2 separate regions of the Homo sapiens genome follow, and region 1 is linked to region 2. A link is an interaction called in ENCODE POLR2A ChIA-PET data of the cell type or tissue named here. Cell type or tissue: MCF 10A. All regions are shown on one strand. Each heading gives the region's core, and the rest is flanking DNA. Links, peaks and the distances in the headings are about the cores only.

Evidence for each region. ChIA-PET counts read pairs that join two places held together with the same protein. Peaks named below come from ENCODE experiments on the same cell type or tissue, not always from the same donor. Only the 100,000 strongest peaks of a DNase experiment are listed, where the experiment ranks them.
Region 1: POLR2A ChIA-PET joins it to region 2 with 9 read pairs; 3 of 35 experiments call an interaction of 5 or more read pairs at or near these places.

What each region holds. Positions count from the first base shown.
Region 1 is chr17:60,879,408-60,895,887 of GRCh38, forward strand. BCAS3 (BCAS3 microtubule associated cell migration factor) reads left to right here. Exons shown (of 24, transcript NM_017679.5): 10 at 10,288-10,364. Among named protein-coding and RNA genes, the nearest start is that of BCAS3, 210 kb to the left of the region's middle. In MCF 10A, for the core only: no CTCF peak of the experiment used is centred there; no DNase peak of the experiment used is centred there.
Region 2 is chr17:60,933,667-60,950,146 of GRCh38, forward strand. BCAS3 (BCAS3 microtubule associated cell migration factor) reads left to right here. Exons shown (of 24, transcript NM_017679.5): 14 at 13,553-13,686. Among named protein-coding and RNA genes, the nearest start is that of BCAS3-AS1, 190 kb to the right of the region's middle. In MCF 10A, for the core only: no CTCF peak of the experiment used is centred there; a DNase peak (open chromatin) is centred at 7,585.

The DNA.
Region 1 (16,480 bases), core at 8,001-12,000, 52 kb before region 2:
AAAGGGTGGAAGGAACAGGTAAAGAGAGCTGATAGAGGACTGTTAATGGAACGCATCCAATATGATGAGAAAGGAGACACCTTTGTATTTGGATATAAAGAAAAAGTCGCCTTGAGCAGCTGTCTGATGTGGAAATCCAAAACCCGTGTATGATTAGGAAAACAAAAGACAAAGACCGATAGATGTCATTAGCAGTCATTTTCAGTGTTCTTAAATTGAAAGGTAGATATGAAGTCTCCAGAGAGATCAAAGGAGTGTACAGTAAGCAATCTTGTTCCATTGGCCTCTGTTTTTACTTGGAGGAGAAAACTTATTTCTTATAATCTTAGTGTTATTTCTTGGTTTTAATGTGTTCTTCATTTATGTTAATGATTAATAACAAATAGAACAAATGGAAATGCAAAGTTTACTTTAAAATGCAAAATTATCTTTAAGTTTTGAAAGAGGAGCTCTGCTTTTATGTGAAGAAACAAGTTTGTAATATTTATGAGAATTCATTGATAGGTTAGTGTGAGTTCTAAGTTCAGCTTACATTAAAAGTTAAACCTATCTTTGTTTTTCTGAGTTCTCCATAAGATGGAAAAGGTTACTATGATGTTTTTAGGGCATGTGCTGGTGCTGGAATCATAGTGGACACTCAGTGAATATATATGCAGTGAACTAACTTGTGACTTTTTCATTCTCTGCACACAATTCTCACCCATTGAGTCTTAGAATGGCAGTACTCATGAAATTCATTTTAAACTAAAAACTCATAAAACCTTATGAGAGTCCTTAATCAGCTGTATGATGGTTAAACACATCTGTGAAATGGTATTTAATGTTTTATATGCTTATGTGTTTTTCTGGGGAGGATGTTCACTTTTTTTTTTTTATTGTTGTTGTTGTTTGTGTTTTTTTGAGATGGAGTCTCGCTCTGTCGCCAGGCTGGAGTGCTGTGGCACAGTCTCGGCTCACTGCAGCCTCCATCTCCCGGCTTCAAGTGATTCTCCTGCCTCAGCCTCTCAAGTAGCTGGGATTACAGGCGCATGCCACCACACCCAGCTAATTTTTATATTTTTTAGTAGAGACAGGGTTTCACCATGTGGGCCAGGATGGTCTTGATCTCTTGACCTCATGATCCGTCCTCCTTGGCCTCCGAAAGTCCTGGGATTACAGGCGTGAGCCACCGCGCCTAGCCATATGCCACATTTTATCTGATCGTTAGTTGACAGATATTTAGTTTGTTTCTACTTTTGGGCTGTTGTAGATAATGCTTGTATGGACACTAGTGCACAAGTTTTTCAGTGGACATATGTTCTCTTGGGTATGAACATTTAGCTACAAGTTTTTGTAATTTTGAAATTTGAATTTCCCTGATGGCTAATGACACTGACCATTTTTAATGTGCTTATTTGCCATTTGTATATCTCTGTCCATTTTTAAATTATTTGTCTTTTCAATACTGAGTGGTAATATTTTATATTCTAGATATGTCACTTATCAGATATATCTTTTTGCAAAAAATGTTCCCTCATTCTTTAGATTGTCTTTTCACTTTCTTCTTTTTTTTGTTTTGTTTTGTTTTGTTTGTTTGTTTGTTTTTGAGACGGAGTCTCGCTCTGTCACCCAGGCTGGAGTGCAGTGGTGCGATCTCAGCTCACTGCAAGCTCCGCCTCCTGGGTTCACGCCATTCTCCTGCCTCAGCTTCCCGAGTAGCTGGGACTACAGGCGCCCGCCACCACACCCTGCTAATTTTTTGTATTTTTAGTAGAGATGGGATTTCACTGTGTTAGCCAGGATGGTCTCGATCTCCTGACCTTGTGATCCGCCCACCTCGGCCTCCCAAAGTGCTGGGATTACAGGCGTGAGCCACCGCACCTGGCCTGGTCTTTTCACTTTCTTTATGGTGTCTTTTAAAGCATGTTAAATTTGCATTTGTTTTGATGAAGTCCAATTTATGTATTTTTCTTTTGTCCTATATAAGAAACCATTGCCCAATCCAAGGTCATGAAAATTTACAGTATTTCATTCTAAGAATTTAATTGTTTAACTTTTTTTTTTTTATTATACTTTAAGTTTTAGGGTACATGTGCACATTGTGCAGGTTAGTTACATATGTATACATGTGCCATGCTGGTGCGCTGCACCCACTAACTCGTCATCTAGCATTAGGTATATCTCGCAGTGCTATCCCTCCCCCCTCCCCCCACCCCACCACAGTCCCCAGAGTGTGATATTCCCCTTCCTGTGTCCATGTGATCTCATTGTTCAATTCCCACCTATGAGTGAGAATATGCGGTGTTTGGTTTTTTGGTCTTGCGATAGTTTACTGAGAATGATGATTTCCAATTTCATCTATGTCCCTACAAAGGACATGAACTCATCATTTTTTATGGCTGCATAGTATTCCATGGTGTATATGTGCCACATTTTCTTAATCCAGTCTATCATTGTTGGACATTTGGGTTGGTTCCAAGTCTTTGCTATTGTGAATAATGCCGCAATAAACATACGTGTGCATGTGTCTTTATAGCAGCATGATTTATAGTGCTTTGGGTATATACCCAGTAATGGGATGGCTGGGTAAAATGGTATTTCTAGTTCTAGATCCCTGAGGAATCGCCACACTGACTTCCACAATGGATGAACTAGTTTACAGTCCCACCAACAGTGTAAAAGTGTTCCTATTTCTCCACATCCTCTCCAGCACCTGTTGTTTCCTGACTTTTTAATGATTGCCATTCTAACTGGTGTGAGATGGTATCTCATTGTGGTTTTAATTTGCATTTCTCTGATGGCCAATGATGATGAGCATTTTTCCATGTGTTTTTTGGCTGCATAAATGTCTTCTTTTGAGAAGTGTCTGTTCATGTCCTTTGCCCACTTTTTGATGGGGTTGTTTGTTTTTTTCTTGTAAATTTGTTTGAGTTCATTGTAGATTCTGGATATTAGCCCTTTGTCAGATGAGTAGGTTGCGAAAATTTTCTCCCATTTTGTAGGTGGCCTGTTCACTCTGACGGTAGTTTCTTTTGCTGTGCAGAAGCTCTTTAGTTTAATTAGATCCCATTTGTCAATTTTGTCTTTTGTTGCCATTGCTTTTGGTGTTTTGGACATGAAGTCCTTGCCCATGCCTATGTCCTGAATGGTCATGCCTAGGTTCTCTTCTAGGGTTTTTATGGTTTTAGGTCTAATGTTTAAATCTTTAATCTATCTTGAATTGATTTTTGTATAAGGTGTAAGGAAGGGATCCAGTTTCAGCTTCCTACATATGGCTAGCCAGTTTTCCCAGCACCATTTATTAAATAGGGAATCCTTTCCCCATTGCTTGTTTTTGTCAGGTTTGTCAAAGATCAGATAGTTGTAGGTATGTGGCATTATTTCTGAGGGCTCTGTTCTGTTCCATTGATCTATATCTCTGTTTTGGTACCAGTACCATGCTGTTTTGGTTACTGTAGCCTTGTAGTATAGTTTGAAGTCAGGTAGTGTGATGCCTCCAGCTTTGTTCTTTTGGCTTAGGATTGACTTGGCAATGCGGGCTCTTTTTTGGTTCCATATGAACTTTAAAGTAGTTTTTTCCAATTCTGTGAAGAAAGTCATTGGTAGCTTGATGGGGATGGCATTGAATCTGTAAATTACCTTGGGCAGTATGGCCATTTTCACGATATTGATTCTTCCTACCCATGAGCATGAAATGTTCTTCCATTTGTTTGTATCCTCTTTTATTTCCTTGAGCAGTGGTTTGTAGTTCTCCTTGAAGAGGTCCTTCACATCCCTTGTAAGTTGTATTCCTAGGTATTTTATTCTCTTTGAAGCAATTGTGAATGGGAGTTCACTCATGATTTGGCTCTCTGTTTGTCTGTTGTTGGTGTATAAGAATGCTTGTGATTTTGGTACATTGATTTTGTATCCTGAGACTTTGCTGAAGTTGCTTATCAGCTTAAGGAGATTTTGGGCTGAGACAATGGGGTTTTCTAGATATACAATCATGTCGTCTGCAAACAGGGACAATTTGACTTCCTCTTTTCCTAATTGGATACCCTTTATTTCCTTCTCTTGCCTAATTGCCCTGGCCAGAACTTCCAACACTATGTTGAATAGGAGTGGTGAGAGAGGGCATCCCTGTCTTGTGCCAGTTTTCAAAGGGAATGCTTCCAGTTTTTGCCCATTCAGTATGATATTGGCTGTGGGTTTGTCATAGATAGCTCTTATTATTTTGAAATACGTCCCATCAATACCTAATTTCTTGAGAGTTTTTAGCATGAAGGGTTGTTGAATTTTGTCAAAGGCTTTTTCTGCATCTATTGAGATAATCATGTGGTTTTTGTCTTTGGCTCTGTTTATATGCTGGATTACATTTATTGATTTGCGTATATTGAACCAGCCTTGCATCCCAGGGATGAAGCCCACTTGATCATGGTGGATAAGCTTTTTGATGTGCTGCTGGATTCGGTTTGCCAGTATTTTATTGAGGATTTTTGCATCAATGTTCATCAAGGATATTGGTCTAAAATTCTCTTTTTTGGTTGTGTCTCTGCCCGGCTTTGGTATCAGAATGACGCTGGCCTCATAAAATGAGTTAGGGAGGATTCCCTCTTTTTCTATTGATTGGAATAGTTTCAGAAGGAATGGTACCAGTTCTTCCTTGTACCTCTGGTAGAATTCGGCTGTGAATCCATCTGGTCCTGGACTCTTTTTGGTTGGTAAACTATTGATTATTGCCACAATTTCAGCTCCTGTTATTGGTCTATTCAGAGATTCAACTTCTTCCTGGTTTAGTCTTGGGAGAGTGTATGTGTCGAGGAATTTATCCATTTCTTCTAGATTTTCTAGTTTATTTGCGTAGAGGTGTTTGTAGTATTCTCTGATGGTAGTTTGTATTTCTGTGGGATCGGTGGTGATATCCCCTTTATCATTTTTTATTGTGTCTATTTGATTCTTCTCTCTTTTTTTCTTTATTAGTCTTGCTAGCGGTCTATCAATTTTGTTGATCCTTTCAAAAAACCAGCTCCTGGATTCATTGATTTTTTGAAGGGTTTTTTGTGTCTCTATTTCCTTCAGTTCTGCTCTGATTTTAGTTATTTCTTGCCTTCTGCTAGCTTTTGAATGTGTTTGCTCTTGCTTTTCTAGTTCTTTTCATTGTGATGTTAGGGTGTCTATTTTGGATCTTTCCTGCTTTCTCTTGTGGGCATTTAGTGCTATAAATTTCCCTCTACACACTGCTTTGAATGCGTCCCAGAGATTCTGGTATGTTGTGTCTTTGTTCTCGTTGGTTTCAAAGAACATCTTTATTTCTGCCTTCATTTCGTTATGTACCCAGTAGTCATTCAGGAGTAGGTTGTTCAGTTTCCATGTAGTTGAGTGGCTTTGAGTGAGATTCTTAATCCTGAGTTCTAGTTTGATTGCACTGTGGTCTGAGAGATAGTTTGTTATAATTTCTGTTCTTTTACATTTGCTGAGGAGAGCTTTACTTCCAACTATGTGGTCAATTGTGGAATAGGTGTGGTGTGGTGCTGAAAAAAATGTATATTCTGTTGATTTGGGGTGGAGAGTTCTGTAGATGTCTATTAGGTCCGCTTGGTGCAGAGCTGAGTTCAATTCCTGGGTATCCTTGTTGACTTTCTGTCTCGTTGATCTGTCTAATGTTGACAGTGGGGTGTTAAAGTCTCCCATTATTAATGCGTGGGAGTCTAAGTCTCTTTGTAGGTCACTCAGGACTTGCTTTATGAATCTGGGTGCTCCTGTATTGGGTGCATATATATTTAGGATAGTTAGCTCTTCTTGTTGAATTGATCCCTTTACCATTATGTAATGGCCTTCTTTGTCTCTTTTGATCTTTGTTGGTTTAAAGTCTGTTTTATCAGAGACTAGGATTGCAATCCCTGCCTTTTTTTGTTTTCCATTTGCTTGGTAGATCTTCCTCCATCCTTTTATTTTGAGCCTATGTGTGTCTCTGCACGTGAGATGGGTTTCCTGAATACAGCACACTGATGGGTCTTGACTCTTTATCCAATTTGCCAGTCTGTGTCTTTTAATTGGAGAATTTAGTCCATTTACATTTAAAGTTAATATTGTTATGTGTGAATTTGATCCTGTCATTATGACGTTAGCTGGTGATTTTGCTCGTTAGTTGATGCAGTTTCTTCCTAGTCTCGATGGTCTTTACATTTTGGCATGATTTTGCAGCAGCTGGTACTGGTTGTTCCTTTCCATGTTTAGCGCTTCCTTCAGGAGCTCTTTTAGGGCAGGCCTGGTGGTGACAAAATCTCTCAGCATTTGCTTGTCTGTAAAGTATTTTATTTCTCCTTCACTTATGAAGCTTAGTTTGGCTGGATATGAAATTCTGGGTTGAAAATTCTTTTCTTTAAGAATGTTGAATATTGGCCCCCTCTCTCTTCTGGCTTGTAGGGTTTCTGCCGAGAGATCTGCTGTTAGTCTGATGGGCTTCCCTTTGAGGGTAACCCGACCTTTCTCTCTGGCTGCCCTTAACATTTTTTCCTTCATTTCAATTTTGGTGAATCTGACAATTATGTGTCTTGGAGTTGCTCTTCTCGAGGAGTATCTTTGTGGCATTCTCTGTATTTCCTGAATCTGAACGTTGGCCTGCCTTGCTAGATTGGGGAAGTTCTCCTGGATAATATCCTGCAGAGTGTTTTCCAACTTGGTTCCATTCTCCCCATCACTTTCAGGTACACCAATCAGACGTAGATTTGGTCTTTTCACATAGTCCCATATTTCTTGGAGGCTTTGCTCATTTCTTTTTATTCGTTTTTCTCTAAACTTCCCTTCTCGCTTCATTTCATTCATTTCATCTTCCATTGCTGATACCCTTTCTTCCAGTTGATCGCATCAGCTCCTGAGGCTTCTGCATTCTTCACGTAGTTCTCGAGCCTTGGTTTTCAGCTCCATCAGCTCCTTTAAGCACTTCTCTGTATTGGTTATTCTAGTTATACATTCTTCTAAATTTTTTTCAAAGTTTTCAACTTCTTTGCCTTTGGTTTGAATGTCCTCCCGTAGCTCAGAGTAATTCGATCGTCTGAAGCCTTCTTCTCTCAGCTTGTCAAAGTCATTCTCCATCCACCTTTGTTCCGTTGCTGGTGAGGAACTGCGTTCCTTTGGAGGAGGAGAGACCCTCTGCGTTTTAGAGTTTCCAGTTTTTCTGTTCTGTTTTTTCCCCATCTTTGTGGTTTTATCTACTTTTGGTCTTTGATGATGGTGATGTACAGATGGGTTTTCGGTGTGGATGTCCTTTCTGTTTGTTAGTTTTCCTTCTAACAGACAGGACCCTCAGCTGCAGGTCTGTTGGAATAACCTGCCGTGTGAGGTGTCAGTGTGCTCCTGCTGGGGGGTGCCTCCCAGTTAGGCTGCTCGGGGGTCAGGAGTCAGGGACCCACTTGAGGAGGCAGTCTGCCGGTTCTCAGATCTCCAGCTGCGTGCTGGGAGAACCACTGCTCTCTTCAAAGCTGTCAGACAGGGACATTTAAGTCTGCAGAGGTTACTGCTGTCTTTTTGTTTGTCTGTGCCCTGCCCCCAGAGGTGGAGCCTACAGTGGCAGGCAGGCCTCCTTGAGCTGTGGTGGGCTCCACCCAGTTGGAGCTTCCCGGCTGCTTTGTTTACCTAAGCAAGCCTGGGCAATGGCGGGCGCCCCTCCCCCAGCCTCGCTGCCGCCTTGCAGTTTGATCTCAGACTGCTGTGCTGGCAATCAGCGAGACTCCGTGGGCGTAGGACCCTCCGAGCCAGGTGTGGGATATAGTCTCGTGGTGCGCCGTTTTTTAAGCCGGTCTGAAAAGCGCAATATTCGGGTGGGAGTGACCCGATTTTCCAGGTGCGTCCGTCACCCCTTTCTTTGACTCGGAAAGGGAACTCCCTGACCCCTTGCGCTTCCCAGGTGAGGCAATGCCTCGCCCTGCTTCGGCTCGCGCACGGTGCACGGTGCGTGCACCCACTGACCTGCGCCCACTGTCTGGCACTCCCTAGTGAGATGAACCCGGTACCTCAGATGGAAATGCAGAAATCACCCGTCTTCTGCGTTGCTCACGCTGGGAGCTGTAGACTGGAGCTGTTCGTATTCGGCCATCTTGGCTCCTCAATTGTTTAACTTTTATATTTAAGCCTTTGATCCATTTTTGTATGTGGTATGAGATAGGGGTCCACGTTCATTCCAGTCCAAATGCTTTTGCATTTGGATATCCAGTAGTCCCAGCACCGTTTGTTGAAAAGACTTCTTTCACCATTGACTTGTCTTGGTATTCTTGTTGAAAATCAGTGGACTTATAAATGTAAATAACTGTTTTCTTTAAAAAAAGGGCTCAGACTTTTTATTTGTCCTTGCCAGGAGAAATAAGGCAAAGTATCACAGAGAGCAGTTCAGTTTTTTTGTTTTTTGAAATGAATTCAGGTCACCTCTCCATTAGGACCACTTTCTGGGAGGATGCCATCTAAAATTGCATCATGCTTGTGTACCTTCTTAATTACTTTTTTAGTAATGGACAAATATAGTGTGCTTCTAAAAATTTTTTACCTTCATTTAAATTGGGAAATGAATTCTTTTAACATCCAGTTCTCTTTGTCCAATAAAATTGTAAACATGTTAGAATTAGGCCTAGTATTATAGAGATTCATGTCCCCCCAACCCCTTCACTTGTTTTCAGACTTTACCTGGAGGCAAAGATTAATCTTTAAAAGAGTCATGCTTATAAGGTTGGGATGGTGCTGAGTGGCTTATGTTCTGCTGATTCCAGCTATAAAGCATTCTTTTGGCAAGCAGGAAAACAGTTGTTTTCATTACAATATACTGTAATTCTTGAGGTCCACTGAACTCTAAAAATACGGACTCAAAAAATGAAATGAAGAATTGTAAACTGTGTTTTTCCTTAGGACCCTTTTGTATTTGTGAGGTTAAAGTGGTTATCAGAATTTATTGAGAGTTAGATTATTTAGTTTTAAAGCTAATTCAGGAGATTCTCTGTGTCTAATGTAACACCACTGTTCACAAGTACTTGGTTCTATTTTTCATGACGAATTTTAAAAGGGGAAAAACTTTCTTATAGATCATATTTATCCTCATTTCTCCAGCTCTGAAATTGTCAGCGGAATACATGTATACATACTCATATAAAATTATATTTTTAATGAATAAGATTAATCTATTCAATGGTCTAATCTATTGTGTAAATACTACACAATTTATATTACAGTATGTTGTCTTTTTATAATTTTTAGTGTGTTTTTGTCCTATATATGTTTCCATAATATGCATTTAATAGATAATAGTAATATTACAGTTAACCTGAAGTCAGTTTTCCGGAAACCCTAAGTATTGCAAACATACTCCTTCAAACAGTAGCATGAATGAACAGTTTTTTAAAAAGGGAGCAATAAAATGAGAAAGCTTTTATTTTGTTTATGTGGACTTTCTTTTAGGGTCTGTCTCTTCTCTATAAGTTTATTATTTTCTTTTCAAGACGAAAATTCAAAATAGATGGCAGTTTAGGGAGCTAGGCTAAAAATGGCTGTGTACTGGAAGTGACAGTAAGGTGTGCTTCTTTAGTGCTTTTGAGCATAGCAATAGGAACATAGTCAGAATGACTAGGGAGTGGCAGCAGGGAAGAGTCAGCGGCGAAGAAAACCGATTCTTCAATTTACACATCCCTGTAATCAAGTTGGAGGAAGATAGAAAATAAACAGTAAATATATGTCATAGAACAATTAACTGTTGTTATTGGCTAGAACTGCAAGCAAGAAGAATGATATTGAGTGAAATGTAAATACAAAGGATTATGCAGTTCCCTAACATCTTTCTGTGGAGGCAGACTTTCAGAGTTACTTGTCTTCATTGGCCTCAGTGAGGTCAAATACTTGTTCTTTTTCTCTCCTCATTGTAGTATCATGTCTGATAGTCTCATTTATCTTTTGCCTTTAAATTCCTGAACCCATCATATCATTTCTCTCTCCTCTCCCAAAATTCTTCCTTGATTTATGAATGTTAGACTTAAAATGGCCCTGTTAACTTCATTCTCATGTTTAGGAATAACTGTATAAAATGCCCAGTGTTTGCTGAAAGTGATGACCAGTTCTTTCCAGATTTGTTTCTTATTGGGACAGAGTTAAGCCAAAAGGAAACTAAATAGAGGGGGAAAAATGCACCTTACTTAGCTAACAAAATAATGACTAGTGTTACAGGAATTTTATGTGAGACTTGAAAAAATATAAGCATTTGATTTTTCTGTTTTTCTGGCATCGATATATGATGCACCAACAGAAAAGTTATTAAGAAATTTCTCAATAGTGCCATTTGAAATTTTTCAGGCTGCTATCCATGTCCAGGGCCAAACATGAATCCTATTGCTCTTGGGAGCCGCTGGCTTGCTTATGCAGAAAACAAGGTAAGACGTGGCCTGTGTTTGGATTATTTGTAATGGAGCAAGTGTTGAAGGATTTTCCATAAAAAATACCTGTGCTCCATAGTTGATTACCAATAATAAATGTTTTACTTACTAGTTCATTTGCTTTGGTTTGGTTTTAATTGTGCAACTAATAATTGAACTCGTTTAAGAATTTATAAATGTTTGGCAGTTGTCATTAAGTCCAGACTCTGTAGAACCTTAATTGTTTTAGCTTGGTTTTATATAGAGAACTTCATTCTATTAATTTGCAGCATTGAGATGACCACAGTAGTGGTATTAAGGAAAGTAGTTTTTGACTTTTTAGAAATCAGGAGGCAGGAGTAACTTCTGTCTTCATTGGTAGATTAGAAACCTGGGCATAGAATAATTTAATTGACAAGGCTAGGCGTGATGGCTCACGCCTGTAATCCCAGCACTTTGGGAGGCTGAGGCAGGTGGATCATTTGAGGTCAGGAGTTCGAGACCAGCCTGGCCAACATGGTGAAACCCCGTCTCTACTAAAAATACAAAAATTAGCCGGGCGTGGTGGCATGCGCCTGTAATCCCAGCTACTCAGGAGGCTGAGGCAGGAGAATTGCTTGAGCCTGGGAAGTGGAGGTTGTGGTGAGCTGAGATCGCACCACTGCACTCCGTCTGGGCAACAGAGTGAGACCCTGTCTCAAAAAAGGAAAAAAAAAAAGAATAATTTAATTTACATTAACTATATGCTAACAACTATATCTAAATAAGGGTTCAGCCATTTGTTTTAATAGTTAAATCACACATGTTCACATTTTGTTGACTTCTTCGGTTATTTATCAATTTATTTATTAAGGTCATCATAATAAGTGAAGATACTATATGCACTAGGAATTTTACTTATGTCTGATTTAAGGAAAAAGGTAAATTTGAATCTTCAAAAAGAAAGATAAAATTCTTTTAATTCCATTTAGTACCCTGCATGTGAATATAGAATGAAATCTTCTAAAAGAATATTACTATTTTTGGTTTCGTTTTTGCTAGTTGCATAGTTATTGTATCTTGAGATTAATATGAATTAATATGAAATAGTTCTTGACAAAATTAGGATGTGGTAAGTAAAGTAGTTATTTGGTAAAGCCAAATCTACTAAATTTCTAGCCTCTGGAATGTACAAAAATCAAGAAACTACTGAAGAAAATTATTTTTCTGCATAAATTCTTTGAGATCTTATCCATAAATCTGTCTAACTACTAGATATGTTACATCTTCCTGAATTCTGTATTTATATTCCATTTTGTTTTTTCTCTTGATTTTCCAGTATATCTTGTAAAAATAGCTCTTTCAAATTATTCTTTTCAAACAAAACAAGGCATACAAGTAAGTGTAGTGACACAATGGTATCTTCTAATGTTTCTATCTGTAAAGCATTTCCCTTGAGTGCTGGAAACATTCAAGACAAAGATGTATAAATTGTCCCTTGGTTCTTGTGGATGTATTCTCACATATGGGGAACTGCCCATTTGGAAGTGGAGGTAATATGTAAGTAGTTACATATTGCCTTTGAGGGGAAAGAACTCCCTTCATAGATGCATAGCCTGAATATGCACCAGTTGTTTTCCCTCTTCAGGAATACATGTTAATATCTGGTGTCATGTACAGAGACCAGACAACGTAGTGGCCTTCACAAGGAGTTTGTGAGTCAAATGTCGTGCTTTCATCTCAAAATATTTCTAGATAAATGTCCTTACATAGTATTTTCATAAGAGCTAGCATTTATTAGTTTCTAATTGTTTTAGCTTTGGGGCTGAGTATAGAATTGTAAAATTGAATTAAATTTTGGGGTACCAGTCTCTTTCAGTGAAAATGCTCTTTGACTATAAAATCTTAAGAAGCCGTATATCTTTGTTTAGTTTTGAGATTCACAGGGTACACGTGCATGTTTGTTACACAGGTATATTGTGTAAGGGTGGGGATTCAGCTTCTAGTGTATCCATCATCCAGATATTGAACATTGTACCCCATAAGTGATTTTTCAACCCTCAGCTGCCTCTTCCCTCCCCCTTTTGGAGTCCCCACTGCCTATTTCCATTTTCATCATCATGTGTACCCATTGTTTAGCTCCCATTTATAAGTGAGAACATGCTATTTTTGATTTTCTGTTTCTGAGTTAGTTCACTTAAGGTAATGGCCTCCAGCTCCAAGCATGTTGCTGCAAAGGACATGATTTCATTCTTTCTGTGGTTGCAAAGTATTCCATGGTGTGTATAACCATATTTTCTTTATTCAAATAATCAGCTGCTGATAGACACCTAGTTTGGTTCCATGACTTTGCTATTGTGACTAGTACTGCGATGAAAATACAAGTGCCTGTCCTTTTTAAATTAATGATTTCTTTTCCTTTGGATATATACCCAGTGGTGGGATTGCTGGGTCGAATGGTAGTTCTATTTTTAGTTCTTTGAGAAATCTCCATACTCTTTTCCATTTACATTCCCACCAACAGTGTATAAGCATCCCCTTTTCTCCATATTCCTGTCAACATCTGTTGTTTTTGACTTATTTTTTTTTTTTTTTTTGAGACAGAGTTTTGCTTTTGTTGCCCAGGCTAGAGTGCAATGGCATGATCTCGGCTCACCGCAACCTCTGCCTCCTGGATTCAAGTGATTCTGTCTCAGCCTCCCAAGTAGCTGGGAGTACAGACATGCGCCACCATGCCTGGCTAATTTTGTATTTTTAGTAGAGATGGGGTTTCTCCATGTTGATCAGGCTGGTCTTGAACTCCCAATTTCAGGTCATCTGCCCGCCTCGGCCTCCCAGAGTGCTGGGATTATAGGCATGAGCCCCAGCGTCCGGCCGTTTTTGGCTTTTTAAGAATAGCCGTTTTCGGCCCGGCATGGTGGCTCATGCCTATAATCCCAGCACTTTGAGAGGCCGAGGTGGGTGGATCACGTGAGGCCAGGAGTTCGAGACCAGCCTGGCCAACATAGTGAAACCCTGTCTCTACTAAAAATACAAAAAATTAGCTGGGTGTGGTGGTGGGCGCCTGTAGTCCCAGCTACTCGGGAGGCTGAGGCAGGAGAATCACTTGAACCCGGGAGGTGGAGGTTGCGGTGAGCCGAGATCATGCCATCGCACTCTAGCCTGGCCAACAAGAATGAAACTCTGTCTCAAAAATAAAAATAAAAATAAAAAGTCGTTTTCACTGGCATAAGATGGTATCTTGGTGTGGTTTTAAGTTGCATTTCTCTGAATATTAGTGATGTTGAACATTTTTTTTTCATTTGTTTGTTGGCCATTTACATTCTTTTTGAGAAATGTCTGTTTATGTCCTTTGGGGTTTTTATTGGAGTTTGTTTTTTTCTTGTTCAGTTGTTTGAGTTTCTTGTAGATTCTTAGTTGGATGCATAATTTACAAATATTTTCTCCCATTGTGTAGTTTATCTGTTTACTCTATCGATTATTTCTTTTGCTGTGCAGGAACTTTTTAGTTTAATTAAGTGTCATTTGTCTATTTTTGTTGCATTTGTTTTTGGGGTCTTTGTCATAAATTCCTTGCCTAGGACAATGTCTAGAAGAGTTTTTCCCTAGGTTTTCTTCTAGGATTTCTATAGTTTCAGGTCTTACATTTAGGTCTTTATTCCATCTGAGTTAATTTTTGTATATGGTGAGAGATAGGGGTCTGGTTTCATTCTTCTGCATATGACTAGCCAATTTTCCCAGCTCCGTTTATTGAATAGGGTGTCCCTTCTCCATTGTGTATTTTTGTCAACTTTGTTAACAAAATATCAGTTGGTTATAAGTATCTGATGTTATTCAGTTCTCTGTTCAGTTATCTTGACCTATGATCTTTTTTTTTTTTTTTTTTTTTTTTGCACGACAGAGTGTAGCTCTGTTGCCAAGGGTGGAGTGCAGTGGCGTAATCTCTGCTTGTTGCAACCTCCGCCTCCTGGGTTCAAGTGATTCTTTCACCTCAGACTCCTGAGTAGCCGGGACTATAGGCACATGCTACCACACCTGGCTAATTTTTGTATTTTTAGTAGAAATGGAGTTTTATCATGTTGGCCAGGCTGGTCTTGAACTCCTGACCTCAAATGATCCACCCACCTTGGCCTCCCAAAGTGCTGGGATTGCAGGCATGAGCCACCATGCCCAGCCTATGTGTCTACTTTTGTACCAGTACCATGCTGTTTTAGTTACTGCAGCCTTGTAGTATAGTTTGAAATCAGGCAGTGTGATGCTTCCTGATTTGTTATTTTTGCTTAGGACCGCTTTGGCCATTTGCTGCCCCACCCCATTTTATTTTATTTTATTTTATTTTTTGCTTCCCTATGAACTTTAGGATAGCTTTTTCCAATTCTGTGGAAAAAACATTAATAATTTGATAAGAATTGTGCTGAATCTATAGATTTCTCTGGCCAGTATGGTCATTTAAATCATATTGATTCTTTCAGTTCATGAGCTTGGGATGTTTTTCCATTTGTTGGTGTTTACAATTTCTTTCATCAGTGTTTTGTAGTTTTTTCTTGTAGAGATCTTTCATCTCCTTGGTTAAATTTCTTCTTATATATATATTTTCGTAACTATTGTAAATGTGATTGCCTCTTTGCTAGATCATTATTGGTGTATAGAAATGCTATTGAATTTTGTATGTTAATTTTATATCCTGCAACTTTACTGAATCCGTTTACCAAATCTAAGATTTTGTGCGTGTGTGTGAAATCATTAGGTTTTTCTAGATACAAGATCATGTCATCAGCAAAGAGGGGCAATGTGACTTCTACTTTTCCAATTTGGATGCCTTTTCTTTCTTTCTATTGCCTTGTTGCTTTGGCTGGGACTTCAGTACTGTGTCGAATACGAGTGGTGAAGTTGGCATCCTTGTCTTGTAGTAAATCTTAGAGGAAAGGCTTTTAAATTTTCCCCATTCAGCCTGATGTTAGCTGTGGTTTTGTCATATATGGTCTTTATTATTTTGAGATAATTTCCTTCTATGCCTAGTTTGTTAAGAGTTTTTATCATGAAGGGATGTTGAATTTTATTAAATGCTTTTTCTTGTATCTATTGAGATGATCATATGGTTTTTGTCCTTCATTCTGTTGATGTGATTATCACTTATTGATTTAGATATGTTGAACCATCCCTATGTCTCTGGAATAAATCCCCCTTGATTGTGGTCTATTATATTTTTGATGTGCTGTTGGTTTTGATTTTCTAGCATTTTCTTGAAGATTTTGGTGTCTGTGTTCATCAGGGATCTTGGCCTATAGTTTTCTTTTTTGTGGCATCCTTGTCTGGTTTTGGTATCAGATGATGTTGGCTTCATAGAATGAGTTAGGGAGAGTTTCTTCCTCTTTTATTTTTTTGGAATAGTTTCAGGAAAATTGGTGATCTCTTTTGTACATTTGGTAGGATTCAGCTGTGAACCTGTCTAGTCCTGGGCTTGCTTTCTGGGAGACTTTATTACCTACTCACTCTCACTACTCATTATTGGTCTGCTCAGATTTCTGTTTTTTCCTGATTCAATCTTGTTACGTTAGGTTGTATGTTTCCAGGAATTTATCAATTTCCTCTAGGTTTTTCAGATTTTCAGTGTATAGCTTTTTATAATAGTTTGCTGATCTATTGTATTTCTGTGGTATCAGTTGTAATGTTCTCTTTTTCATTTCTCATTTTGTTTATCTGGGTCTTTCCTTTCTTGGTTAATCTAGCTAGTGTTTATCAATTTTGTTTATCTTTTTGAAGAACCAATTTTTTATTCATTGATCTTTTGTATTGTTTCATTAGTCTATTTTGCTTAGTTCTACTCTGTTTATTATTTCATTTCTTCTGCTAATTATGGGTTTGGTTTATTCTTTTTTAGCTCCTTTGGGTGCATTGTTAGATTGTTAATTTGTAATCTTTGTACTTTTTTGATGTAGGCGTTTATTGTTGTAAACTTCCGTCAGCACACCTTTTGCTGTATTCCACAGTTTTGGTATGTTGTGTTTCAAGATCATCATTTGTTTCAAGATTTTAAAGAATTGACTCAGTAGTGTTCAGGGGCATGTTATTTGATTTCCATATGTAAAGTTTCCAGAGTCCCTTTTGGTATTTATTTCTAGTTTTAGTCCATTGTGGTCTGAGAAGATACTTGA
Region 2 (16,480 bases), core at 5,598-9,597:
ATTGTCTAGCAAGTGGTTAGAGAAATACCATGTCTTGATTTATTTTTAACATCTATAATGCATCACAGATCTACAGCATAACATAGCTTGAGATTTTTAATCTGACAGCTTCTGGTTTATCACTACCAGACACCTATATTATTTCATTCACAATGCAAAGGCAACTTGAAGAATTTATTTCCTTTTTTCATTAGAAGAGGATGTTTCCATAGTAGGTTTGTACTTACTCTCTTGTTTCATCATCTTGTAAAGTGGTGTCCTTTACTCATGTAATGGATTTACTCTCTGAAGAATTAGTTCTGTTTGCTCTCTGTTCATTGTGGCACTGTAGTTGTGTAAGAGAGGGATCTTTGTAGGGGTGACTTACGATTAGGTAGTAGGTACAGTGTCTAGGGACCACAATACTTTTAGAACCTCGCTATAATTTTCTGATTTCTTTAAAAGCAGAAAAAAAAACATGGTTTTAAGTTAATAGAATGGAGTAAAAAAATATAACTTTAAGTATTTTTTCCTGAAGGAGAGTGCCCATGAAGACAAAAATGCCCAGGTCCCACCTAAAGTCCTAATGTAGCCCTGGGTTCCATCAGTAAGTGAAGAGCCTTTTCCATTCTTCATCACTATTGCCACAGCACTACCACTTAATTGAATAAAGGTGCTCAGTTGATAGTGAATGAACTCATGGAATATGTGAATGCATACATTGGGATACTATGTAAAAATGTGAAATCAACATATATACCTGTAAAAATAGACCTGTCTACAACAAATATAACATAAATACTTACAATAATATAAACATAGTATTTAATTTTGCAAAAGGTAAAGAAGGATCTGTATAGTCAGGTACATACATGCAAAGCAGCTGTTGATTTCAACTTTTCATTTATCAGTATACCCTTACTAGTTGTTAAACACTGAAGTACTTGAATACTTCTTGCCTGTCCCAGTAGCCTCTGAGCCTCCCTCCCTGGTGGGGGATGGTGGGCACCTTGTTTCACTATTCTTATTCAGATTGGCCTGTATCTTGCCATACATTAAATATTTTTTGAACATTGCTCTAAAAACAGCCTAAATATTTCCCAAAGATATATATTCATTTCAAAGAGATTTATTATATATAGTAAGGTGGGTACCTGTGGTCGGGAGCAGTGAGAAATGAAGAGTGGGTGCAGGAACGGAGAAGCAAAGAGAAAATGTAAAAACAGTAAGAGGCTGGGTGCAGTGACTCATACCTGTAATCCTAGCACTTTGGGAAGCCAAGGTGGGCGAATCACTTGGGTTCAGGAGCTTCAGACCAGCCTTCCAACATGGTGAAACCCCATCTCTACTAACAATACAAAAATCAGCCGGGTGTGGTGGCTCATGCCCGTAGCTGTAATCCCAGCTACTTGGGAGGCTGAGGCGTGAGAATTGTTTGAACCCAGGAGGTAGAGGAATACAATGCAATGCAATGCAATGCACATAGCAAGAGAAGGTTTATGTATGGACTTATTAACATAGACGAAATGAAAAATCTGATTAATTCTTCCATGCATCTGAAGTCTAAAAAGGATATCTAGAATGCTAAGAAAGTGGAAGTAATGTTTATCAATTAGAATTGAGAATTAATAAATGTGATGTTAATATAGTTTTAAGAGTACAACAATGTAAAATAATACTATCAAATACAATTATAGTTAATTAAATAATTTATACTATAATTGATATAGTAATTAAAAATGAACTGATTTTATAATTTTCTCTTTGTTCCTTTGATTGTTTCTAAGAAGACATTGAATAAGTAAATATATAATTTGGTTGTGCACAGAATGCCTGCCTACCCAGTCATCTTTTTTATGGATCAGCCATTTTTCTTATATATACTTGTTCTGTAACATAGTCACAGAGTCATGCTTTGATACTGCTCCTGTAGGTAATCAAACCTAATTTCCAGAGACACTTGGTCATTTGGTAATATTTTCAACATATGCTCATATACCCAAAATGTGTTAACTGATGTACAATTTGATACAGCATGCTTGATGACTATCTTTGAAACTTTATCTTTCATCTAATCATTATCATTTGTTACTTAGTTACTTACTTTCTGAACATTTGGACCAGAACCCTGATTCATGTCTGTTATATTTTCATTTAAGTACTATGATACATGGTTCTTTGAGCACCCATTTAGCCAAGCTGAGACTCACTGACCTTTTTTTTTTTTATACTTTAAGTTTTAGGGTACATGTGCACAACATGCAGGTTATTTACATATGTATACATGTGCCATGTTGGTGTGCTGCACCCAGTAACTCGTCATTTAACATTAAGTATATCTCCAAATGCTATCCCTCCCCCCTTCCCCCCACCCCACAACAGGCCCTGGTGTGTGATGTTCCCCTTCCTGTGTCCATGTGTTCTCATTGTTCAATTCCTACCTATGAGTGAGAACATGCAGTGTTTGGTTTTTTGTCCTTGTGATAGTTTGCTGAGAATGATGGTTTCCAGCTTCATCCATGTCCCTACAAAGGACATGAACTCATCCTTTTTTATGGCTGCATAGTATTCCATGGTGTATATGTGCCACATTTTCTTAATCCAGTCTATCATTGTTGGACATTTGGGTTGGTTCCAAGTCTTTGCTATTGTGAATAGTGCCATAATAAACATACATGTGCATGTGTCTTTATAGCAGCATGATTTATAATCCTTTGGGTATATACCTAGTAATGGGATTGCAGGGTCAAATGGTATTTCTAGTTCTAGATCCCTGAGGAATCGCCACACTGACTTCCACAATGGTTGAACTAGTTTACAGTCCCACCAACAGTGTAAAAGTGTTCCTATTTCTCCACATCCTCTCCAGCACCTGTTGTTTCCTGACTTTTTAGTGATCGTCATTCTAACTGGTGTGAGATGGTATCTCATAGTGGTTTTGATTTGCATTTCTCTGATGGCCAGTGATGATGAGCATTTTTTCATGTGTCTTTTGGCTGCATAAATGTCTTCTTTTGAGAAGTGTCTGTTCATATCCTTCACCCACTTTTTGATGGGGTTGTTTGTTTTTTTCTTTTAAATTTGTTTGAGTTTATTGTAGATTCTCGATATTAGCCCTTTGTCAGATGAGTAGATTGCAAAAATTTTCTCCCATTCTGTAGGTTGCCTGTTCACTCTGATGGTAGTTTCTTTTGCTGTGCAGACGCTCTTTAGTTTAATTAGATCCCATTTGTCAGTTTTGGCTTTTGTTGCCATTGCTTTTGGTGTTTTAGACATGAAGTCTTTGCCCATGCCTATGTCCTGAATGGTATTGCCTAGGTTTTCTTCTAGGGTTTTTATGGTTTTAGGTCTAACATGTAAGTCTTTAATCCATCTTGAATTAATTTTTGTATAAGGTGTAAGGAAGGGATCCAGTTTCAGCTTTCTACATATGGCTAGCCAGTTTTCCCAGCACCATTTATTAAATAGGGAATTGTTTCCCCATTTCTTGTTTTTGTCAGGTTTGTCAAAGATCAGATGGTTGTAGATATGCGACATTATTTCTGAGGGTCACTGACCTCTTTTTTTTACCCCTCACCATATATCTGTTTTTTTTTTATATATCCTTCTCTGAATGGTGCGTTTTGAGTTTTTCTCTCTCTTTTTTTTTTCTTCCATGGGGGTGGGGTGGCTGCTCAAGTGTTTTAACTTTCTAACTGGTCTGTTAAACATCTTGCATTTTCCCTTTCTCCATTCACTCCATATAAAGCCAACAAGTTTATCTTGTCCTCACATTTATTTTTGTTTTTGTCTGTCTTCATTTTTATTGAATTGTAACTTACGTAATATAAGTTGCACCAATTTTAAGTATACGGCTTGTTGAATTTTATTTATGTATGTACCTCTCTAAGCAACATCCATAGTGTTTGAAAGATCTGTTTCACACATCTCTGAAATACACAGAATGCCCTTCCTACATTTAGAAATTCCTACATTTCCATATTTACCTTTCCAATTATTTTGTAGTCCTAACACATAAAGAATCTGCTTGATACAGATTGTTCTCCATGAAATCCTCTTCTTTATCTCTGCTTCCTGTCTTATGCTGTTCATAATTATTTCACTTTACTATCCCTTCTGTCTACCAAATTCCTACTAACCTCCATTCAAGGTGTACTTTATTATGCACTTCCAGCAATTATTGTCTATGACATGAATTTAGCATTAGTTGACTGTATCTGTATCTGTAATTTTTCCTTGAGGCTGGTTACAGTCTGATACTACCATGTAGATATGTATAGATCTTGAGTACTAAACTTTGTGTTGGGACATAATATACACCAGAAACTAACACTCATTTATCCTTAGACTTTTCCAATTATATTTCTCACTCTTTTTTTTTTGAGACGGAGCTGGAGTGCAGTGGCAAGATCTCGGCTCACTGCCATCTCCGTAGAGACGGGATTTCACCATGTTGGCCAGGATGGTCTCAATCTCCTGACCTCGTGATCCGCCAGCCTTGGCCTCCCAAAGTGCTGGAGTTACAGGCGTGAGCCACTGCACCCGGCCAAAATTTGTATGGAATTTCAAAGGACCTAAAATAGCCAAATCAATCTTGAAAAAGATGAGTAAATTTTAAAGACTTAAACTACCTAAATTTCTGAATTAATCTAAAGCTCACCAAGAAAGGGTTTTTAGGGAGTAAGTATAGACATAGATGAGTGAATGGAATAATGTCCAGAACAGTCATTTGATTTTTGACAAAAGTGGCAGGTAATTAAATAGGTGAAGTATAGTTTTTTCAACAAATGGTGCTAGAACAACTGCGGTATCTTTTGGTGGAAAAATAAATCTTTACTAACATCATACATAAAATTAACTCTAAATGGATAATAGGCTTAGCATAAACACTAAAACTATGAAACTTTAAAAAGAAAACGTAAGGTTATATCCTTAAACTTGGGATAGAAAAAGATTTCTTAGATAAACACCCAAACCACAAAATCTTCATCAAAATTGGAAATCTTTTGGGAAAATGTTAAATAGTGAAAAGCCATGCCACAGACTGGGAGAAAATTTCTGATAGAAGATAGATAGATAGATAGATAGATAGATAGATAGATAGATAGATAGATATTGAAAACATACAATTTAAAATGAGGAAAAGATTTTAAACAATCATGTCACAAAAGAAAATATTTAAAAGCCAGTAAGCACACAAAAAACTGATCAACATCACTGATAACCAAGGAATACTGGCAAATTAAAACTGTGAGAATACCAATTGAAATTATTAAAAAGACTGACAGTATCAAATGTTGGTGAAGTTATGGAGCTTGTGAGAATGTAAAATTATACAACCACATTGGAAAATAGTTTGGCAGTTTCTTATAAATATTTAATATATGACCCTGCAATTTCTCTCCTAAATATTCACCCAAGGAAAAGAAAAACATGTCCACATGGAGACTAGTATTTGAATGTTCATAGCTGTTTGAGTTACAATATTAAAAAACTAGAAACAGGCCAGGTGCGGTGGCTCACACCTATAATTCCAGCACTTTGGGAGGCCGAGGTGGGTAGATCACTTGAGGCCAGGAGTTTGAGACCAGCCTCGTCAACATGGTGAAACCCTGTCTCTACTAAAAATACAAAAAATTTAGCCAGGTGTGGTGACAAACCCCTGCAATCCCAGCTACTCAGGAGGCTGAGACAGGAGAATCACTTGAACCTGGAGACAGAGGTTGCAGTGAGCTGAGATGGTGCCACTGCACTCCAGCCTGGTTGACAGATCAAGACTCCATCTCAAAAAAAAGAAAAAACAAAAAACTAGAAACAGCTACGGAATGGATATATAAATTGTGGTATGTATTTAAAATGGAACACTAGTCAGCAATATAAATCAATGAATGACATACTGCTACTTGTAGCAAATAGACTGAGAAAATATTGTGTGATTATATTTCATTAAATTCTAAAACAGGCAGTATTCATCCCGCATAATAGAAAGCTGATGAGTGGTTGCTTGGGGCCAGGTGGTTGGGGAGAGGATGGTTTGCAAGTGAACACAAGGGAACTTTTTTTGAATGCTCTTTCTCTTGACTATGGTAGTAGTTACACAGGTATATGTATTTGTCAGATTCATCATACTGTACATCTAAAATGAATCTATTGTATATAAATTATGTATTCATAAAGGTTAAAGTTTTAAAAAACATTCTGGCAATGGACAAATATTCTCAACAACCTGAAAAAATGAGAACACATGTACGTAGGCATACACCACTTTCTTAAATATCTATTTGGTAAGGAAATCTGTTAAAAATAATGAACATTAGAATGCTTAATATGAAAACTCACTGGAAATGACCAGAGATGTCTTCATAAGCCTGAAAATTGTACAATTCAAAGAGAAAGAAAATAATTAAATATTTAAATAATGATGTTAATACACTTCGAACTGCTAAAAATGCAGGAGGACGAATATAACAAATTAAAAAATAAAGTGAGCTAGAAAATCAGTTGTTCACTTTATATAGATTTTTCCACATGAAACAAATAAGGGCAATATCACTGATTTCTAATTTATGTTGGTTATGGATATATGCAACTTTTGTAAGGGATCAGCTAAATCATCTGCTTTGGTAGTGTTTACTTCAGTGCCTTTAACAGAGTGTTATGTAGCAAATTTGATAACGATATACTATATTTTAGGCTACTAAAGTGGAAGAATACATTGATGAGTTTGATTATTAGTGTTTGTAAGTAGCTTAAAAAATATGCTGCTGTAAGCTAGTTTATGCTGCCCATATGGAGACTTTGGGACCTTTGTTTTCCAGTATTCATATCCAGCTTGAAAGTTTTATTAATCTGACTTTAATAAGCTATGATATTATGATTTGTGTAAGCTGAGGAGGTTAACGCTTTCTTTCAGTACTGGGATTCTGTTTCTTTGCTTTTGTGTTTACAAATTTGGCTATTAACTTTTCTAAATAATTAAGTAATTTGTAAGTTTGTATCTATACAGGTGTTAATTGAAAAGTATTACATGAACAAGCATTAATGCCAAAGTATAAAATTCTTTTATGAATGATATAATCTGAATTCCTGTAAACATTTCTATTTGATTCAGCATAATCATGTTTATGTCTCTTTTTGGAAAAGAGTGTGAGTAGCTGGTAGTTTGTCTTCTAGTTCACATGTGTGTATATGATAAAGAACCATACAATTAGGTAGGTGTTATAAATAGGATATGGCAAAAAAGGCAAACCTACTCATGTTTCCAAGATTTTATAGCATATGCCTGGTGAAATTTTGCTATTCTTTAATTTTGCTTTTTGGGTTAACCAGCTGACGCCCAGTTGAAAAGACTTATGTTCGTGTGAGGCCACAAAAGCCTTAATGTTCAGTCTCCAGCTACCTCAGATTTTGGAGAACGCTGTGTACCATCAGCAGCTTGAATCCCCACCCTCTAACGCTAATGCTCATCTATCAAACTTGAGGCTAAGAGTGAGGGAGAGGAAGCTTCCAGATAAACATACAGAAGTGCCTAAACAGCTAATCACTCTAGGCTTCCGCTTCCAGGCCCTATAATTAGAAGTCCTTCTTTTTCCTTGTATTCCCAGATGACGCAAATGCTTTTTGTGGCTTGGCACCTCATTTGGGGCGTGGGTTTAGTTTATGGCCAGGCCAGAGTCTGGTTTAGTCTTCTGATGCAGCATAAATAGTTCTCAAGCCACAGTCTACTCTGCACAAGTTTTTCCTTTTATGTATATGTGCATTTTAACTTGTTTTCTAGAAGAAAAAAAAGCTTGCTATTTCCCTGGCAGAATGTGTGCAAAAGAGGAAATTCTAAATGAAAAGAAAGCACGTGACTATGTAGTCCTATACTAGCTATTTCTTTTTCTCCTTTCTGCTCTTTAAATTTTTTATATTATTTTTAAAATTTTGTGAAAAAAGTAAACTTACTGGTGGATTGTAGAAGCCACATTTGCATGGAGGGGTGGAAAAAAGTGTTTGAGATAGGATACAGAGAAGATAATAGGCATAATTTTTTAGTGGACATTTTCCTGAAAATTTGAATTTGTTTTACATAATCATAACTAAACAGAGATGAATGCCAGTTTGAAAAGCTAGGAACATATGGGAACGTGTTCATTTGTGATTTTCATTCATATGTAAAACAATAATAGTCTTGATTTGGCAAATGAGGACCTTTATTTGAATGCTCATTCTACATAAAATGGTATGATTTAAAACGAAATTTAATGAAGTTTATAGTAGGTGAGGAATATATGTTACAAATGCAAATTCATCTTATTTCCTGTCAGAATGATGTTTCTATTGAATTGTTTGTCAAGTGCAGAAAATTTGTTACAGAGAGGTGGAGTCAGAAGATAGTAGTGGATTTATGATCATTCAAACTTAGTATAACTCAGCAAAAAAGTAGGAGTGGCAAAACACTGTCTACAAATGGACAACAAAGCATTCATGCCTAAACTTAGGAATTCATTGTTTGAGGCCGGGTGCGGTGGCTCACACCTGTAACACCAGCACTTTGGGAGGCTGAGGTGGGCAGATTGCCTGAGCTCGGGAGTCAGAGACCAGCCTGGGCAACATGGTTGAAACCCCCTCTCTATCAAAATACAAAAAATTAGCTGGGCGTGGCGGCGGGCGCCTGTGGTCCCAGCTACTCGGGAGGCTGTGGCAGGAGAATTGCTTGAACCCGGGAGGCGGAGGTTGCAGTGAGCCAAGATTGTGCCACTGCACTCCAGCCTGGGTGACAGAGCAAGACTCCCATCTCCAAACAAAAACAAAACAAAACAAAACAAAACAAATTTATTGTTTGAATAACAGTAAGTAAAGAATATAAACTATGTCAATAACCTCATGATCATAGCTAGACATATAATGAGAGGTAAGGTTATATATATTGTTGTAGGTTTAATAATTTATTAAATTATTTATAATAAATGGTACCTTTCATTTTCTAAAATGTATTCTCTTGGAAATAGCCAGGACAGTGGCATCTAGTAGGATATTTTAATATAGTGACTAGAGCTGTACCTTATGTTTGCCAAAGAAATAGCAAACTCAAATTTACTTCATCTTTTCACTGAAATGACTATCTTGTCTTCCCACAGATGCTTAATATTCTTTCATGCCTTTTTGTTCAACAAAACATTAGTTTAAATGCTTATACTAATGTGATTCTGCTTCTGGGAATAGCAAGGTAAACGTAGAAACCATCCTTCCCATAGAAAACATTTATGAAACCTGGACAAAATACAACTGAACAGGCACATAAAGTTAGATATGTGTATTATAATCTCTGGAACAACCAGTAAAATTTTAATATAAAGAGATATAGCTCAAAAGTCCATAGATAAATTATTTATTTTTAACATTCAACAATAAATATTGTTAAAAATAAGTAGTCTCAAAACAGCAAGAAACCATGAGAAGAGAAATAAAACTGAATAAAATGTTGAAATTAGCATTTCATAAAAATTGAATATTCCAAATAAATAGTCCCATAACAGCAAGAAAACATGAAAAGAGAAATAAAAAACAGAAACAAGACAAGCAAAAATAATAATAAATTGGTAGACCTAAGTCCAGCCCTACCAGTAAGTACTAAATATGAATAAACTACAAATACCAATTAAAGGCAGTGATTTGATTGAAAGAGAGTGAGCGAGTGTGAGAGCACCCAACTGTTATCTAAAAGAAGCCTATATTGATAGATATAGAGTAGAAGAATGGAAAATATATACCATGCAAGTACCAATCAAAACAAAGTTGGAGTGGTAAAGTTAATATCAGAAAAAACTAGACCTCAGAGCAAGGAAAATAACCACGGTTAAATCATGTTAAAAGGGTTAATTGACCAAGACTTCATACAATCCTAAATGTGTATGAACCTTGCTCTAAAATTTAGGAAGCTGATATAACTTAGGAAAACTACACATGTCCACAATTATCCTTGGAGACTGTAACTCCTACTCAGTAATGGAACAGAAAGCAGTCAGTCAGTAAGGAAATTGAAGATGCAAACATCACTACCAATTACATACCTTTCTAGAATATATTCTAGGTGTTCAAGTGTATATGGAACAAGGATCATATTTCAAGCCATAAAACAAACTTTAACAAATGTAAAAGAAGTAACTTCTTGTCATAATGAAATTATACTGGCAATAATATCTGAAAGATATCTGGAAAATATCCAAATATTTGGTAACAAAACAATATACCTTTAAATAACCCACGAGCAAAAGACAAAGCAACTAGGAAACATTTAAAACTGAATATAAATGAAATTGCAGCATATCAAAATCTGTTACATTTAGCTAAGCAGGCTTAGAGGGACATTAATACCTATATGTGCTTACTCCAGAAAAGAAGAAAGTTCCTGAAACAATAATCTAAGCTGCTCCCATAAGAAACTCGAAAAAAGGAAGAGCAAATGAACCCAAAACAAGGAGAATAAAGGAAATAATAAATATAGTAACAGAAATCAGTGAAATTGAAAAGAGAAAAACAGAAAGTTATGAAACCAAATAGGTTAACCTTAAAAAGACCTTACCAGACTGGTGAAGAAAAAAAACAGAGAAGACACAGATTACCAATATCGTGAATGAAAAAGTGGATATCATTAATGTCTCTACAGATATTAAAAGGATGAATTCCTTGAATTACAGAAAGTAATTCATCAAAGAAGAAATTTTAAATTAAAAAATTAACAAAATATTTAATGGTAGTTAAAAATCTTCAAAAATAGGCCCAAATATTTTTACTTGAAAATTCCCTTAAACATTTAACGAAGAAATAATAGCAATCCTACATCTTTTTTTTCCCCAGAAATTAACAGAGTAAGGAGCATTCCCATTTGATTATTTGAGGCCTGGATTATCCTAAATATCAAAATCATCCAAACACATTATTAGAAAAGAAAACCACAAATCAGTATTTCTCAGGGACACAGATAAGAAAATATTCAAGAAAATATTAGAAAATTGAATCTAGCTGCTTATAATAAAGGATTTTGACCAAACGAGGCTTATCCCAAGAATGCAAGGCATATTCAACATTTGACAATCAGTTATTGTTAGAATTCGCTATATTAATAGATTTAAAAAGAGAAGCCACATAATCATTTCAATAGCTGCAGAAAAGCACTTGAAAAATTCAATTTTCTTTCATTATAAAAACTCTCAACATATTTTACGAAGGACTTTTACAAAAAACCTATACATAATGTTATACTTAAAGATTGAATGCTTTCCTCCTACAACACAGAAATCTCTCCTTCCTATTTCTGCTTGCCTCAGCAAATGCAGTAAGTCGAGAAAATTGAAGAAAAGGCATGTAGGTCAGAAGGGAAGAAATGAAACTGTGATTGTTCCTAAACTACGTAATTGTCATCAAAGAAAATTCTTGTACTGTATAAAAAAACCCCTAGAACTTGCAGGAAACATACATTGTCAAGATAAAAAATCATCAATTTTATCTCTATGCACTAGCAAGCAAAAATTGATCATTTTAAAAAATATTACCATTTATAATAACTCTAAAAGACAATATTTTCAGAATCTGTGTGTCAAACAAAAAGAAGTCAAAATAGATCTAAATCAAGAAATATGCTGTGTTAATAGATCAGAAGGCACAATATTAGGATAACAGTTGTCCCCAAATTAATTTATTACACTCAATACAGTTCCCTCAAAATCCTAAACAAGAATGGCTAAAATAATGTTGAAAAAGGCAGGAAAAGGCTCATTTTACCTGATTTCAAGATTTTCTGTGAAGTTACAGTAACCAAGAATGTGGTATTAGTGAATGTATAGACACAGAAATTGAATTAATAGAATAGAACTTCAAAAATAGGCCTTGGCCTGGCATGGTAGTTCACGCCTGTAATCCCAGCACTTTGGGAGGCTGAGGTAGGCGGATCTCTTGAGACCAGGAGTTTGAGACCAGCCTGGCCAACATGTCAAAACTCCATCTCTACTAAAAATACAAAAATTAGCCAGGCATGGTGGCGCACACCTGTAGTCCCAGCTACTTGGGAGATTGAGGCATGAGAATCTGTTGAACCCAGGAAGTGGAGGTTGCAGTGAGCCAAGAATGCACTACTGCACTCCAGGCTGGGTGACAGAGCGAGACTGTCTCAAATAATAATAATAATAACAATAAATAAAAAATAAAAAAATGCCAGGCATGGTGACTCATGCCTGTAATCCCAGCACTTTGGGAGGCTGAGTCCGGCGGATCATGAGGTCAGGAGATCGAGACCATCCTGGCTAACATGGTGAAACCCCGTCTCTACTAAAAGTACAAAAAATTAGCCGGGCATGGTGGCGGGCGCCTGTAGTCCCAGCTACTTGGGAGGCTGAGGCAGAAGAATGGCGTGAACCTGGGAGGCGGAGCTTGCAGTGGGCGTAGATCGCGCCACTGCACTCCAGCCTGGGAGACAGCGAGACTCCATCTCAAAAAGATATAGGCCTACACAAATAGCCAATTGATCCTTGGCAAGTTGACAATGTTACTTCAATGGAGAAAAAACAGTGTCTTCAAGAAGTCTTTCTGGAACAATTGGACATCTTATGCAAATAAGTTAACCTTGTCCATGTTTTGTATAGGATCCTCACCTTATAACCTGTTGTATAAGGTCCTCACACCTTATACAAATATTAAAATGATGATAGGCCTAAATGTAAAACATAAAATTATGAAACTTTTACAAGGAAAGAGAAGATCTTTGTGACCTTGGGTTAGGCAAAGAATTCTTAGCTATGACATCTCATCAAAATTAAGAACTTTCTCTGTAATAGACTCTATTGGCATTTTCAATAAATATCATGGTGAATTAAGTACAGGAAGTAGTAGTTGGATCAGTAGATAAATTGGAGCGTAGAATTAAAGCTTGAAGAAATTGCAAAAGAGGGAGTTTCATGGGGGGTATGTCATTTTCACATTCTTTGTTTTGAAAAATGATTGTGGCTGGGCACGGTGGCTCATGCCTGTAATCTCAGAGCTTTGAGAGGCCACAACAGAAGGATTGCTTGAGGCCCAGAGTTTGAGACCAGCCTGGGCAACATGGTGAGACCCTGTCTCTACAAAAATAAAAGAAAATTAGCCAAGCATGGTGGCATGTGCTTGTAGTCCCAGCTACTTGGGAGGCTGAGGCAGGAGGATCTCTTGAGCCCAGGAATTTGCGGCTGCAGTGAGCTGTGATCAGGCACCTGCACCCCAGCCTGGGCAACCGAGTGAGGTTCTGCTTCAGGAAAAAAATAAAATAAAATTATGAATTCTGTAAATTCAGGAATATCAAACTTCTCTCTGCTAGTTTTACAGGAATGCCATAATACTTGCACATCTAGTGTTTATACCTTGCTGATATACTGATGTGTCATTAAGCTTGGTATTCACATGAAAAAGATATTTTATTTTTTTCTTTTGTAAAGTTTCTTATAGCCTTGGTAATTTTTTTCCCATTGGTAATATTTTAAATATTGTGAATAGCTTTTTAGAATATTTCATCCACATACATAATCATTTTTATTTTTACCCTTTGTTTTTTGTCTTCCAGGAATGCTTCTAGTCACAACAGACACCCTTGGCCATGACTTTCATGTCTTCCAAATTCTGACTCATCCTTGGTCCTCATCACAATGTGCTGTCCACCATCTGTATACTCTTCACAGGGGAGAAACTGAAGCCAAAGTAAGCTGTATAATTTTTCAGAAGGCGATTTCTTGGTGTAATATGACATCTACTCTAGCTGGTCATTTATATTACATTGCAGCTTAATGTTGATGTTTGTGAGAAAATATTGCTGTCTGTGATAGAATGGGTTAGATAAATAGGGAAAAATTCCGTTTTGACCCAGTAAATACATAAGCACTAGATGAACATTTTTTTGTTTAAAAATTCAATGAATTTTGATAAAACAGTAGGGCTGTTTATCCTGCTTTTCCCAACCTGAGACCATTTCTTGCCCCAGGGAAAACTCCTGTCATTCATTTGCTGTCTCTCCAGACCTTTTACTAGGCATTTGGATTCTGTGTACATAAATATGTATGTGCATACATACACACACATATACATATAAACATGGACATATTCATATATACAAAAATAGTTTCATGATGAATATGGATATATGAATACAGTGGAGGCTAGTGAGAACCAGTTGCGCACATCCCTCCTTGGCACGGTATTTAGTGATATTATTTTGATTGCGTGAAATCACCCATGTTGGGACTATTTGATCATGAAAATTTGCAAACACTACAAATCAGGGCTATTTTTTTCCTCAGAGAGCTAGATTTTAAACATTTACCAGCAGATAATCACGTACACGTGCATGGGTACACATATGTTCATATGCATGATTTACTGAGCGCTTGTATCAGGTGCCACGCTAAGTGCTTCACATATATTTAATATTCTTATTTAATTTTTAATTTTTATTTATTTTTATTATTTTTTTTGAGTTGGAGTCTCGCTCTGTTGCCCAGGCTAGAGTGCAGTGGCGCTGCGATCTTTGGCTCACTGCAACCTCTGCCTCCCGGGTTCGAGCAATTTTCCTGCCTCAGCCTCCCAACCAGCTGAGATTACAGGCACCCACCACCATGCCTGGCTAATTTTTGCATTTTTAGTAGAGACGGTGTTTCACCATATTGGCCAGGCTGATCTCTTGACCAAGCTGGTCTCAAACTCCTGGCCTCGTGATCCACCCACTTCAGCCTCCCAAAGTGCTGGGATTATAGGCATGAGCCACCGCGCCTGGCCCACATATATTTAATATTCTTAATATCACATGGTAGATATTGTGTATTGTCTTAATCGCTTAAAATCTCAAACACCTTTTGTTTCATACCTTATATGCACTTGCCAATATAACACTGTATATATGTTATTCTACAAGATAGCCATTTGACCCTACTCTATTTATTGACTAGCCTATCATTTTCCAACAGTCTAAAGTGATGTTTCTCTTGAATTCCCACCAAAATAAATGACTATAATGGATTGAAATGTCTTAAATTTAGAGAACTTAAACGCTAATAGTTTATAAGAATATGTTTGAAAAAGTATTAGGCATTACTCTAGGTTGCTTATTTACTAACTCACTCTGAAAACTGATAAACCAAAAATATACAGTGTTTACCCCACTTTTCTTGTTATCAATTTAATAAGACAATCAAGTAGTTGATGAGGGAAAGTTTTTTCATTGAAATATTCTTTTTTTTTTTTTCCCTCAAGATGAAGTCTTGCTCTGTTGCCCAGACTGGAGTGCAGTGGTATGATCTCGGCTCACTGCAACCTCCACCTCCTGGGTTCAAGCAATTCTCCTACCTCAGCATCCTGAGTAGCTGGGATTACAGGCATGTGCCACCACGCCTGGCTAATTTTTGTATGTTTAGCAGAGAAAGGGTTTCACCATGTTGGCCAGGCTGGTCTTGAACTCCTGACCTCATGATCCACCTGCCTTGGCCTGCCAAAGTGCTGGGATTATAGACGTGAGCCACCGCGCCCAGCCTCACGGAAATATTCTAACATAAAACTGGCTTAAGTAAAATTTTAAAAATTATTTCTAAGGTTTCTTATACAATTATTATTATTAGTAGTAGTAGTATTTTGAGGACAGGGTCTTGCTCTGTTGTCCAGGCTGGAGTGCAGTGGCAGGATCATAGCTGAGTACAGCCTTGACCTCCTGGGCTCAAGTGATCCTCCTGTCTCAGCCTCCCAAGTAGCTGGGACTACAGGTGCATGCCACCACACCTGGCAATTTTTTCAGTTTATTTTCTTTTTTTGTAGAGATGACACTATGTTGTCTCACTGTGTTGCCCAGGCCAGTCTCAACCTCCTGAGCTCAAGTGATCCTCCTGCCTCAGCCTCCCAACGTGCTGGAATTGCAGGTGTGAGTCACCACCCTGGCCTATTCTTAATTTTTATGGGTACATAATAGTTGTACCTATTTGTGGGGTACATGTGATATTTTGATACAGGCATACAATGCGTAATGATCTCGTCAGACTAATTGGGATATCCATTGTTTCTTTGTGTTGGGAACATTCTAAATCCAATCCTCTAATTATTTTGAAATATACAATAAATTATTGTTAACTATAGTTACTTTTGCACTAAACTAACAAATCAGCTTCTAGATATAGTCTCACTTTGGAGAAAATACAGAAATAGAGGGATAAGTTAAACAACACCATGAAAATGCAACTAGCCAACTCTAAAATATGGGAAGTTCTACATTACAAATATGACTTGATTTCTTTAACAAATAATTGTAATTGGAAAATAAAAGTTGATGTGTGGTGGGGGAAAGGTGAATTGTTAAAATTCAAGGAGACTTTGGAGAGTATCATCTAAGTACAAAGCGTGGACCTTATTTAAATCCTCTTTCACACAAACCAAATATAAAAAGACATTTTTCAGACAAGTTGTGAGATTTTTACATTTGACTTACTAGATATTATTTATTATTATTAGATATTAT